Regions from separate parts of the Mus musculus genome. Here region 1 is linked to region 2. The links are chromatin loops, found by intact Hi-C in ENCODE. Cell type or tissue: gastrocnemius. All regions are shown on one strand. Each heading gives the region's core, and the rest is flanking DNA. Links, peaks and the distances in the headings are about the cores only.

Region 1 (5,348 bases), core at 349-5,348, 69 kb after region 2:
ACTCTGAGCATCTCCCTCACAATTTCCATCCCAGACCCCCATAATAACAGGAGGGGCCTAGGGAGCCCTCCCTACCCTCTTGAATACCATCAATAAAATTCGCTGCACAATACATATATATATATATATATATATATATATATATATATATATACGCCTAAAATGTAAACTTTTGCTGTTGATCTTGAGTGGGCCATAGTGTTTTATAGCCCAGGGTGACTTCAGACTTCCTATGAAACTGAGGCTGGCCCAACCCTCCTGTGTCTGCTGGGATTACAGCTGAGTATTGGCATTGCCGTCCCTAAAATGTACCTTTAAAAATGATTAAAGAGGCAGAGAGATGGCTCAAATGTAATAAATTTTTAAAATGACAATTAAAATGTTACTCTGTAATTTTTGTGTTTAAGATACTAGTTAGATATTTTATATGATTTTTAACTAGTGTTTTATTATTTTATAGGCATGAGTGTTTTACCTGCATGTATGTATGCAGACCGTGTGTGTTGGGGGTGCTTTCAGGGGCCAGAAGGTGCTTTCCTGGAACCAGAGGTACAGAAAGTTGTGAGCTACCATGTCAGTGCTGGGAATCTAACCTGGGTCTTCTGGAAGAGCAACGAGGCATCTTGACTGCTGAGCCATCTCTCCAGCTCTTAGTTAAAGTATTTTAAATGATGCATTTTACGTTTTATACATAGTAACATGACAAAATCATTTATTTCCAGAAAATATTAAATAGCCCATTCAAGAGAATGTACCTAGAAAGTAACCAAGCTATTTGAACAGAGACCTGCAATGGCCCTTGAGCTGATGTTCTGTGTACCTGAAAGCCTATGACTTCTGGATTCTTATCATCACTGCCTTGTGTGACCTTATGCAAACTAACCCTAAAAGACCTCTCTCTCCTCAACTATCAGATAATAAGACTGAAGTCTCTTTGACAGCTTTGGCTAGCTGCAACCTGATGACATTAATTATTAACTGTGCAGCACTTTTGACATTACAGCACGCACTCTGAAACCTTGATCTTAATCTGATAGCATTTGCCTCTGGGAGGATCCATAGCGCAGAAGCCCCAGGGAGATGACCAACTCTCTGCTCTTTAGCCAGCTCCTCCTCCAGGAGTTCGTCCTTAATCTGAGCCAGCCCTTGTGGAGGCCAAATTCCCTCTCCTCTCCCTTTTCTGGGTGAGGACTCAGGCTTGGAGACACTCCAGGATAAACTTCTGCAGGCCAAGAGATAACACGTCTTCAAGGTGACAATCAGAAACGCCTTTTAAAAGTTCTCCTTCTCTGCTGAAATTGCTGTAGCTTCTCCACTCCACAGCTGGCCATCTGCCTACACCTGGCTGCCATGTGGGAACTTGTGGGTCTCTTGCTGCTCATCCTGGCCTATTTCTTTTGGCCCAAGTCAAAGACACCTAATGCCAAGTTCCCCAGGAGCCTTCCATTCCTGCCCCTGGTGGGTAGTCTACCGTTTCTCCCCAGACGTGGTCATATGCATGCCAACTTCTTCAAGCTGCAGGAAAAGTATGGTCCCATCTATTCTCTTCGCCTGGGTACCACAACTGCAGTGATTGTCGGTCACTATCAGCTGGCCAGAGAAGTGCTCGTGAAGAAGGGGAAAGAATTCTCTGGTCGGCCCCAGATGGTAAGCAGTGCCAACCCTCCTCTTCCTCGGTCCCTGGGGTTGTACAGTTCTTATTTCTTTCAAAATCAGACTTGTGGGACTGCTCCCTCAAGACCCTACCGAACCTCTAAACTGGGAAGGAGGAATTAACGGGAAAACCCTTGAATGGCTTGTCTAGCAAGATGGTGCAGGGACCTGCAGAGCTGAGAAGCCTGTATGCCACTCACCTTCCCCTCTATGATACGATAATCATTCTAGAATATCCAGGCAAAGCCTTTAGCCCAGACCCAGAGCTAAAGTTCTCTATAAGTGTGACATTGTTGGGAAATAGGGCAGTGATTGCATCCTCCACCAGAAGATGCTTGGAGAAGCGGCTGGCATCATGGAGGGCTAGGACTGCAGTTTCTCTTATATGGCTTTGGCTCACAGATAGCTGGGGGAATATTACAGGGGGAGAGGGGACAAGGGACAGGGACATACAGTAGTATCTTGGGGCATCTGTTCTCATTTGTGCTGACTGTTGAGTAGCCATCCTACAAACACCACCTGTGCTCCCATGACCCTGTTGCAAGTGTTCCCCTGGGTACCCCGATAGAGGACGACCAGCCTCAGCTTTTAACAGGCCAAAACAAATTCCTTTTCCATGCGCTGGTCAGCCAGCGTGGCTGCCCAACTGCCAGGCTCTCTCAGGTTTGGGTTCCTCTCAGAAGCAAAGGAATAAACTGGGCCAGGTGACGGCAGCACACGCCTTTAAGGCTAGCACTTGGGAGGCAGAGGCAGAGGCAGGTAAATCTCTGGGTTTGAGGGCAGCCTGGTCTTGCCAATGCTATACGGGGAGAAGGAAGGAAGGAAGGAAGGAAGGAAGGAAGGAAGGAAGGAAGGGAATAAAACCATCACCACCACCCTGTGAATAAGAGACTAGCCTGGTGGGTTTTGGGGAGAGTCGGGGATGGAGAATGAAGACTTAGACCCTTGTGTTTTGTAGATGGCATCTTTTAGAGATGATAGCTCAAGCTTAAGTCCAACCTGGGAGGATCAAACATCTGCTGTCTCCAAATGAGGATCTGAGGCTGGGTGCACAGGCCAGCAAGTATGGCTTTAGCAGCCTGGTGGTTGGGGACAAAAATAGAGCTGTCTTGGAAGTCTCTCAGTCTCCTCGTCCCTAGGACAGACTCACCTAGCTCATCCCACCCATAGCTGACTCTCCAGGTCAAAAATTGAACTAGAGAGTCCCAGAGGGCACCCTACTAATGACCTGAACCCCAGGGCTCTTGCATTCAAATCCAGGGTTCTTTCTGTCTCCTCGCTCTACTGCCTTTCATGGAACTTTAGTGAGGACTTTGGGGCGTCCTACTAAGTAAGAGAGGCATAGGGATCTCACAGCACTCATCAGGACTGCAGATAGATAGATGGAGAAGCCTGAGAGTTCCGGGAGTTTGCCTGATAATGCCTACAGCCTTGCCTGCTCTCCAAAGGTGACTCTAGGCCTCTTGTCGGACCAAGGAAAAGGCGTCGCCTTTGCGGATAGTAGTAGCTCCTGGCAGCTGCACCGGAAGCTGGTATTCAGCACCTTTTCCCTGTTCAGGGATGACCAGAAACTGGAGAAGATGAGTGAGTGAAAGGCTAACCCTTAGGGCTAGGGGGCTGGGGAAGGATGCTGGGCGGCTGGGTGCAGCCATTTCTTAGCGGCTGCTGCCATCAAGTGGCCATCAGCTCTCTATGCCTATCCCTGGATAAGACCTTGGCCAGAGGCGACAGCGTTGACTGATCCCTCCTCTTCACTTTCCTCCCTCTTGTCAGTATGTCAGGAAGCCAACTCACTGTGTGACTTGATACTTACATACGACGGGGAGTCCCGAGATCTGTCTACGCTCATCTTCAAGTCAGTAATCAATATCATCTGTACCATCTGCTTCAACATCTCTTTTGAGAACAAGGATCCGATACTGACTACCATACAGACCTTTACAGAGGGTATTGTGGATGTCCTGGGCCACAGCGATCTGGTGGACATATTCCCGTGGTTGAAGGTGAGAAGGAGATCCCACTGCGACAGTGTCCCCAGTACTTTCAGTTTCCATGACCATCTTTCTCTTCCAACTCTTCCCACAGTCATCTGCTCTGCCTCATACAACCCCAGACACTTGGTCGGCATTTTTATCCTCCAGGCCGACTCTCATATAGCTCACACTGGCCTCGAACAACCTAAGCAGCTGAGAATGACTCTGAAATTTTGATCCTCCTGCCTCCAAGTCCCAAGTACTAGGACTACAAACATGTACTATAGTACTTTGCTGTGTCTCTCTTTTTTTTATGTCCTGTATCTTCCTACTCAGGGCTATTATTCTCTAGTTGCCATTTGTCAGCAGTGAGCACCTGGTAAGTGTTAGTCACTGGAAGCTTCCCCCAGGAGGTATACCCAGTTATCCTCAGTGCTGAGGAGAGACAGACACAGGCTTAACCTATTTGAGGAACATGCCCAAGTCCTTAGTCTCAAGTCTGACTTATGATAAGGGAGAGCACAACACTGTCAGGGCTTGGTGATGGATTGAATTGAGAACATGAGGACTCTACCCTGTACTCCACTGTTTAAAGTTGTCCTTCCTGTCTCTGGTAACCACATTCCGCTATCTTCTTGCCTTTCTTGATAAAGGTCCAGACTGGCGTGGAGACTTTCTTAAACCGAAAGCTAAAGTCTGCCTCTCGCCAAGGATTTTCCTAATTGCGTGGATGGATTTGACATTTCCTTCTCTTTCCAGATTTTTCCCAATAAAAACTTGGAAATGATAAAGGAACACACTAAAATTCGAGAAAAAACACTGGTTGAAATGTTTGAAAAATGCAAGGTAAGTGATCAAGAAGAGGCGACTGTGAGGCTGGAGGTATCTTGAGAGCAAGGCTGTGATGCATTTTGGACACTGTGAGATTCCCCAGAGCCTAGCAGGGGGGCTGGCACATAATGGGTTAACTGCTAGAAACTGACCTATTAATAAATGGGAGGGGGGAGTGAGTAACTGAAACAGTTCTTAGAGGGACATAGAGGGAGGCACAGGGCTATTCCCTACCTCTACCACCTCACAGGTCCTGCCCAGTCCCTCTCCACTCTCACACACCTTGCTGTGTCTCTGGTATAGGGTGGAGTGTGGCAGGGATGTTGGAAGTGAGGCTCCCTCCTCATCCTCTTCTCTCACTGTCTCTCACCCCAGGAGAAATTCAATAGTGAATCTCTCTCCAGCCTGACAGACATTCTGATACAAGCCAAGATGAATGCAGAAAATAATAACACTGGGGAAGGCCAGGACCCAAGTGTGTTCTCAGATAAGCATATCCTTGTCACGGTGGGAGACATCTTTGGGGCAGGCATAGAGACAACTAGCTCTGTGCTGAACTGGATCCTGGCTTTCCTGGTGCACAATCCTGAGGTGAGTGTCTCCCCAACTCTTGTCTTCCTATAGAATCCAACCAGCCAACCATTATGGGGGGCAGGCAATGCCTGGAGCCTTCTGTACAGATAACTATAGCCCCACTCTGCCTCTCACACAAGCAGAGGCTGACTCTGGCTCTGGGTTAAAGTTTTCCTGTCTTCTAGAAACCAGGCCTAGGCTACAGAGCCATCACTGGATAGAATCATTCAGGCTGTTCTGGGTATGACCACTGGTCTCTGCTATGCCCATGTCTCTCTTAGACTTGAACAAGCTGGTCATATGGCCTTGTTCTGGCCC
Region 2 (5,371 bases), core at 156-5,155:
CTTGCTGAGGTTCTGAGTTCGAGTCTCCAACTTGAACTCACGTTATAAGCTGGGCACAGCCTCACAAGTTTCGACAGTCCCAGCACTGGTGGGTGGAAACCTGTAGCTGCTGGCCAGCCATCCTAGTCAAAACAGCCAGCTTTAGGCTCAGCGAGAGACACTGTCACAAGGGGATAAAGCAGAGAGCAGCAGAGGACATTCTCCTCCTCCCCCCTTGGCTTCTACAAGAACCCAAAGGCCAGCCTGGTCGACAAAGTGAGCTCCAGGACAGCCAGGGCTACACAGAGGAAACCCTGTCTCAAAAACCAAAAAAAAAAAAAAACCCAAGTGTGTTGCATATGCATACGAACATACATACATACTTACATACATACATACTTACATACATACATACATGAGAGTGCTTGCTGCACTTGCGAAGGATCTGAGTTTGGGTCTAGGTACCCACATCACATGGCTCACAACCACAGGAGCAGATGTCACTTTAGACATCCCTAGCCTGCAACATACGTGTTCATTTACGTGAAAAAGAAAGAAGTGACCGACAAGTCTAGTCAACAGAATGGCTGGGTCACCTTTCCTCTTTATTGCATCCCTCTGAAAGGGCCATCCTGCGCTCAGGGAGTCTGCAGTGTGCTCGACCTCGCCAGTCTCACACTGCAGTCAATTGTAGCTGGGCACATAAGGGACTTTAGAGCCAGCAGCCTGAGTTGAATCAGGGTTCCTGAGACAAAGAGGGCGGGACAAAACTGTCTGTCAAAGTCAGTATGAGGGCACTCAGAATTCTGGAATGTCCCATTGGGAACATATCTCTTTTGAAAAAGATGAATCTGCCCTTAGAACTCACCCCAGTGTTCTATGGGCCTAAGCATCCTCAGACTCCCTAATTAAACACCTCTGAGGCCATGCTAACCTCACCTCTTCCTCTAGTGCCCAAATTCTCCTTTGCTGGGATCTCAGAATGACCAAGATTTTCTCACCAAAGCTTCTGTTGTTGAAGGCTGTTCCTTGCTCGTTTTTGAGGCCAGGTCTCACATACCCCAGGCTGGCTCACACTCTCTGTGGAGCTGGGGAGGGAGGACCTGTGCTTCTGGTCCTCCCAGCTCTACCTCCGAGTGCTGGGGCCTTAGGTTGTGCTGCCTCTCCTGGTTTCGCCTGGTACTGGAGAGCAAACGCAGAGCTTCCTGCCTAGACTACCAGGCAAGTATTCTACCAGCTGGACTGTGCCCTGGCCCCAGGGTTTACGTCTGATTTATCAGATCCTGATAAGGACCTGTGTCCCGTCATTGATTCTTCCTTTAATCCTCATAACTTCTTTAATATGGGCCCTAGAAGCAAACCCAGCATTTCCCTAAAGGTTTAATGAGAGCACCTTACAAGGGGAGAGAAATCCTGTTTGGATCTCTTAGCTTTCCTTTTTTCAAAAACATCACTTAAGACAGATGACGGGGGGGGGGGGGGGGGCTGGAGAGATGACTCAGCAGTTAAGAGAACTGACTGCTCTTCAAGAGGTCCTGTGTTCAAATCCCTGTGTTATTGTGTTATGACCCATGGGATCTGATTCCCTCTTCTGGTGTGTGTGAAAACAGAATATATATATATATATATATATATATTTTTTTTTTTTTTTTTTTTGGTTTTTTGAGACAGGGTTTCTCTGTATAGCCCTGGCTGTCCTGGAACTCACTCTGTAGATCAGGCTGGCCTCGAACTCAAAGATCCGCCTGCCTCTGCCTCCCAAGTGCTGGGATTAAAGGCGTGTGCCACCATGCCCGGCATAAAATATTTTTAAAAAGACAAACTACAGACATCCATTGTGGTATCAATTATCAAGGTGAACTGAAGTCAAATTTATTTTTTATTTGTTTTCTTTTTCATTCAGTTACAGAGAAAAAAATTGCAGACAGCAACCTAAAGAATACTCCTAGCAAATTTGAGTTGACAATCTTTTGTCATGGTTAGCATAAATTTAGTAAGTACTGTGCTTCCTGGTAACCACAGAGAAGAACCCAGAGGTGTCCTGTGGTAGGCCAGAAGGAAGATAATTCTCACAACGTTGATGATGCCTTTGGCCCTTTGAGTAAACCTTGGGCTTCCAAGTTCTACTTCTGACCACTAGGTGGCACCAGAACTCTGAGATAGAGAAATAGAAAAGCAGGCGATTTGCTGTGAACCTTCAATTAACATCCTCTAAAAGTCACTCTTATTCTTAGCAGTGGTCTAGCTTGTGGTGGCTTTGCCACCTTCACATAATCTGTGCACTGGCGAAGAGCAGGCTAAGAAGCCTCTGTGACTGTCCTTTAGCCACCCTCTTGAGCCCGGTGGGCTCCGCGCTGGCTGTAGATCTAGCAGTTTTTCCTCTTGCCACAGCAGCCTCCCGTGCCTTCAGGTGCATGTCTGGGCTTCATCTTGTCAGAGTCCTCTGCAAGCTTGAATGGATCTCTGATTAGAACCTGTCAAAAGACAAAGCAGAATGAGCATACAGAGGGGCACTGAAGCACCCCAACATTGATATTTCTGTTTGATGTGGGCTGATTTATCAAGGAAAGAGAAAATGTTAACCCTGTCCACCCTTGGAGGAGCACTGCCATCCTTTTGGGAGCACTGTCACCCTTGGAGGAGCACTGCCACCCTTTTGGGAGCACTGTCACCCTTGGAGGAGCACTGCCACCCTTGCGGGAGCACTGCCACTCTAGAATACAAATAACCTTTTAAGATAAGCCTTGTGGTACATAAATCTGTCCCCTACCTCAGCAATGTAGAAGTGGAGGCAGAAGGATCTGGACTTAAGATCATCTTTGATTGAATAGTGAGTTGGAGGCCAGCCTGGGCTACAAGTTAAGGAACAAAAGATGACTCTATGTTCTGGAAGCTCTAATTAGATTATCAGTCACTCTTCCAGGGTAACCTTTACTTTGTTCAAGAAAGGGAGGATTAATTTTTGGGTTTGTTGTTGTTGTTTTTGTTTCTTTTGAGACAGAGTTCCATGTAGCCCAGGCTGGCTTCCAACTCACAATGATACTAAGAGAATGTTGAGGGTATATACACATACACACACACACCCCACACACCCCAATTCATGCTGTGCTGGGGACTGAACCCAGGCTCTGTGCACGCAGACGAGAACTTTACCAGCTGAACTAGAACTCCACCCCAAAAGCGACTTTTATTGTTGTTCTGAGATTGTCTTACACTGAAACCTAGGTCGGCCTGGAACTCTTGGTGATCCTCCTGCCTCAGTTTCTTAAGTGCTGAAGCTACCATAGCCTGCTTAAAAGTAGTCTCTGCTGGGCCAGGGAAGCTGATTTCCCCCAATTGATTCCATGAGATTCCATGAGATGAGATCCTCATGAGCAAGCGCCTTTTACCCTTGGAACGGAAATCCTGAAATGCTATCTATGCCCTGTCCTCCAGAACTCTGTGCACGAGGCAGGAATGCTAAGTCTGCTGATGTCCAGATTAGAGATGGCCATCTCCAGTCACCCTGACCGTGGAGTGCAGAGTGCATTCGCTCAGGGGGGACAGCCGTCTTCACTTCTCCTTTTTTTTTTTTTTCCCCCAGAGCTGAGGACCAAACCCAGGGCCTTGCGCTTGCTAGGCAAGCGCTCTACCACTGAGCTAAATCCCCAACCCCACTTCTCCTCCTTTTATCTCAAATGAGCTGCCTCTTACAGTGGCCCCGGTGGACCAAGGGCCCACTGGGGCCAACGACAGGAAACCCAGGGCATGAACAAGGCACCTGAGGGTGAGGTACTCTGTGAAATTTGCATCCTGCTATCACTGATGGGCATTCCAAGAGGAGCCGGTAAGGCCACTATATTCAGGAGACTGATAGCCTTGTTTCAATGGTGGCCATGTTCTCACTGGCCCTCAGTTCCTTTCTTCTTTGTTAGAAATTTATTTATTTTTATTTTACGTGTACGGGTGTTTTTCTTGTTTGTGGCACCTGGGTGCTACACGTGTGCAGTGCCTGTGGGGACCAGAGGAGGAGGCTGAACCCCCAGAACTGGACTTACAGATGGCTGTAAGCAGCCATGCGGGGGGCTGGGAACCAAATCTGGGTCTTCTGCAAGAGAAGCAAGTGCTCTTAACCACCGAGACATCTGTCCAGCCCATTTCCTCCTTCCTGATGTCAGAAGGTCACCCTGGACCTGGACTCGGGGTCAAGCAGAGGAGAGCCTGTGTTCCATGCCGACGCTGTTGCTCTAGGAGATGGCTCAGAGGGTACTCACTGCACAAGCATGAGAGCCTGAGTTCAGCTATCAGCATCTACATCAAAAGCCAGACAGATGGTTGCACATGCCTGTGACTGCAACACTGGGGACGGTAGGGACAGGAGAATCCCTGGAGCTCACCGGTCATCCAGCCTGGCTGACACCGTGAGCTGCAAGTTCAGTGACCCTGAATAAATAAATAAATAAATAAATAAATAAATAAATAAATAAGGTTGAAGCTGTAGAGATAGCTCAGTGGTTAAGAGCACTGGCTGCTCTTCCAGAGGACTGGAGTTCAATTCCCAGCACCCACATGGCAGCTCACAACTGTCTGTAACTCCAAGACCTGACACCCTCACGCAGACCATTCAGGCAAAACACCAACACACATAAAATAAAAATTGAAAAGAAATAGGATGGAGAGTGATAGAAGTAGACACCATTTACCTGTCGTCTCTGTGTGCGCACACACAGGTGTGTGCACCTACCTGCGTGTGCACATACACACATGCGCACACATACACACTCACGCATGCCAAATGTGCGTTTCTAGCTCTGAAGGATGAGCATGAAGTGGAAGAGGAAGGAGCTGGAAGAAGCATCCTTTGCAGGGGTGCAGCGTGCTGCTTAACGCACCCACTCCTGAAGGAGCTGTGAGGTCTAATTCACTGTCTAGCCATGTGGCTTGGGATGAGGGCACCCATCTCCCTGCACCTCAGCTTCTTCGCCTATAGGCCTGAGTATCACAAAGGTCACTGTGAGGACCACACAGCACCTTGAACAAGTGACTGCCCCATAAAACTCAACACCTCTAAATTATTCCACCTTTCACTCAGGTCATTGCCACCATTACTATTGGTTGCAGCAAGACATCCCTGCATGCCCCATTTGCATCACTTCTGATAAGGCCATGTTTTAGCAATGTAACTTGCTGACCGACTTGATTTGATACAGAGTCTTCTGTACTCCAGGCTGGCCTTGAACATGTAGCTGAGAATGGCCTTGGACTCCTGATCCTCCTGCCCCCATCTCTCTCCAGGTGCATGCCTCATAACTAGCAATAATGCAACTTCTGCTGTAGCAAAAATTGGCTTGTCCGGATTCAATCCAAGATAAAGAGGGCTAGGGGATAGCTCAACAGGAGTGTGCTTACCTTG

Evidence for each region. A loop is a pair of places that touch in the nucleus more often than their neighbours do. Peaks named below come from ENCODE experiments on the same cell type or tissue, not always from the same donor. Only the 100,000 strongest peaks of a DNase experiment are listed, where the experiment ranks them.
Region 1: a loop joins it to region 2, with 5 times the contacts of the local background. A loop is called at or near these places in 40 of 42 quality-filtered maps.

Annotation. Positions count from the first base shown.
Region 1 is chr19:46,668,846-46,674,193 of GRCm38, reverse strand. Cyp17a1 (cytochrome P450, family 17, subfamily a, polypeptide 1) reads left to right here and starts at 1,194. Exons shown (of 8, transcript NM_007809.3): 1 at 1,194-1,647; 2 at 3,102-3,237; 3 at 3,427-3,656; 4 at 4,386-4,472; 5 at 4,833-5,048. The coding sequence starts at 1,351. All of the region lies in intron 1 of Gm41857 (predicted gene, 41857), which reads right to left. It also overlaps the pseudogene Gm6967. RefSeq lists a cis regulatory region at 954-1,053 and a promoter at 277-1,326. In gastrocnemius, for the core only: a CTCF peak has its summit at 3,344 (motif pointing left); a DNase peak (open chromatin) is centred at 3,316.
Region 2 is chr19:46,737,543-46,742,913 of GRCm38, reverse strand. As3mt (arsenite methyltransferase) reads right to left here. Exons shown (of 11, transcript NM_020577.3): 11 at 1,819-2,453. The coding sequence ends at 2,346. Among named protein-coding and RNA genes, the nearest start is that of Cnnm2, 21 kb to the left of the region's middle. In gastrocnemius, for the core only: a CTCF peak has its summit at 2,118 (motif pointing right); a DNase peak (open chromatin) is centred at 2,118.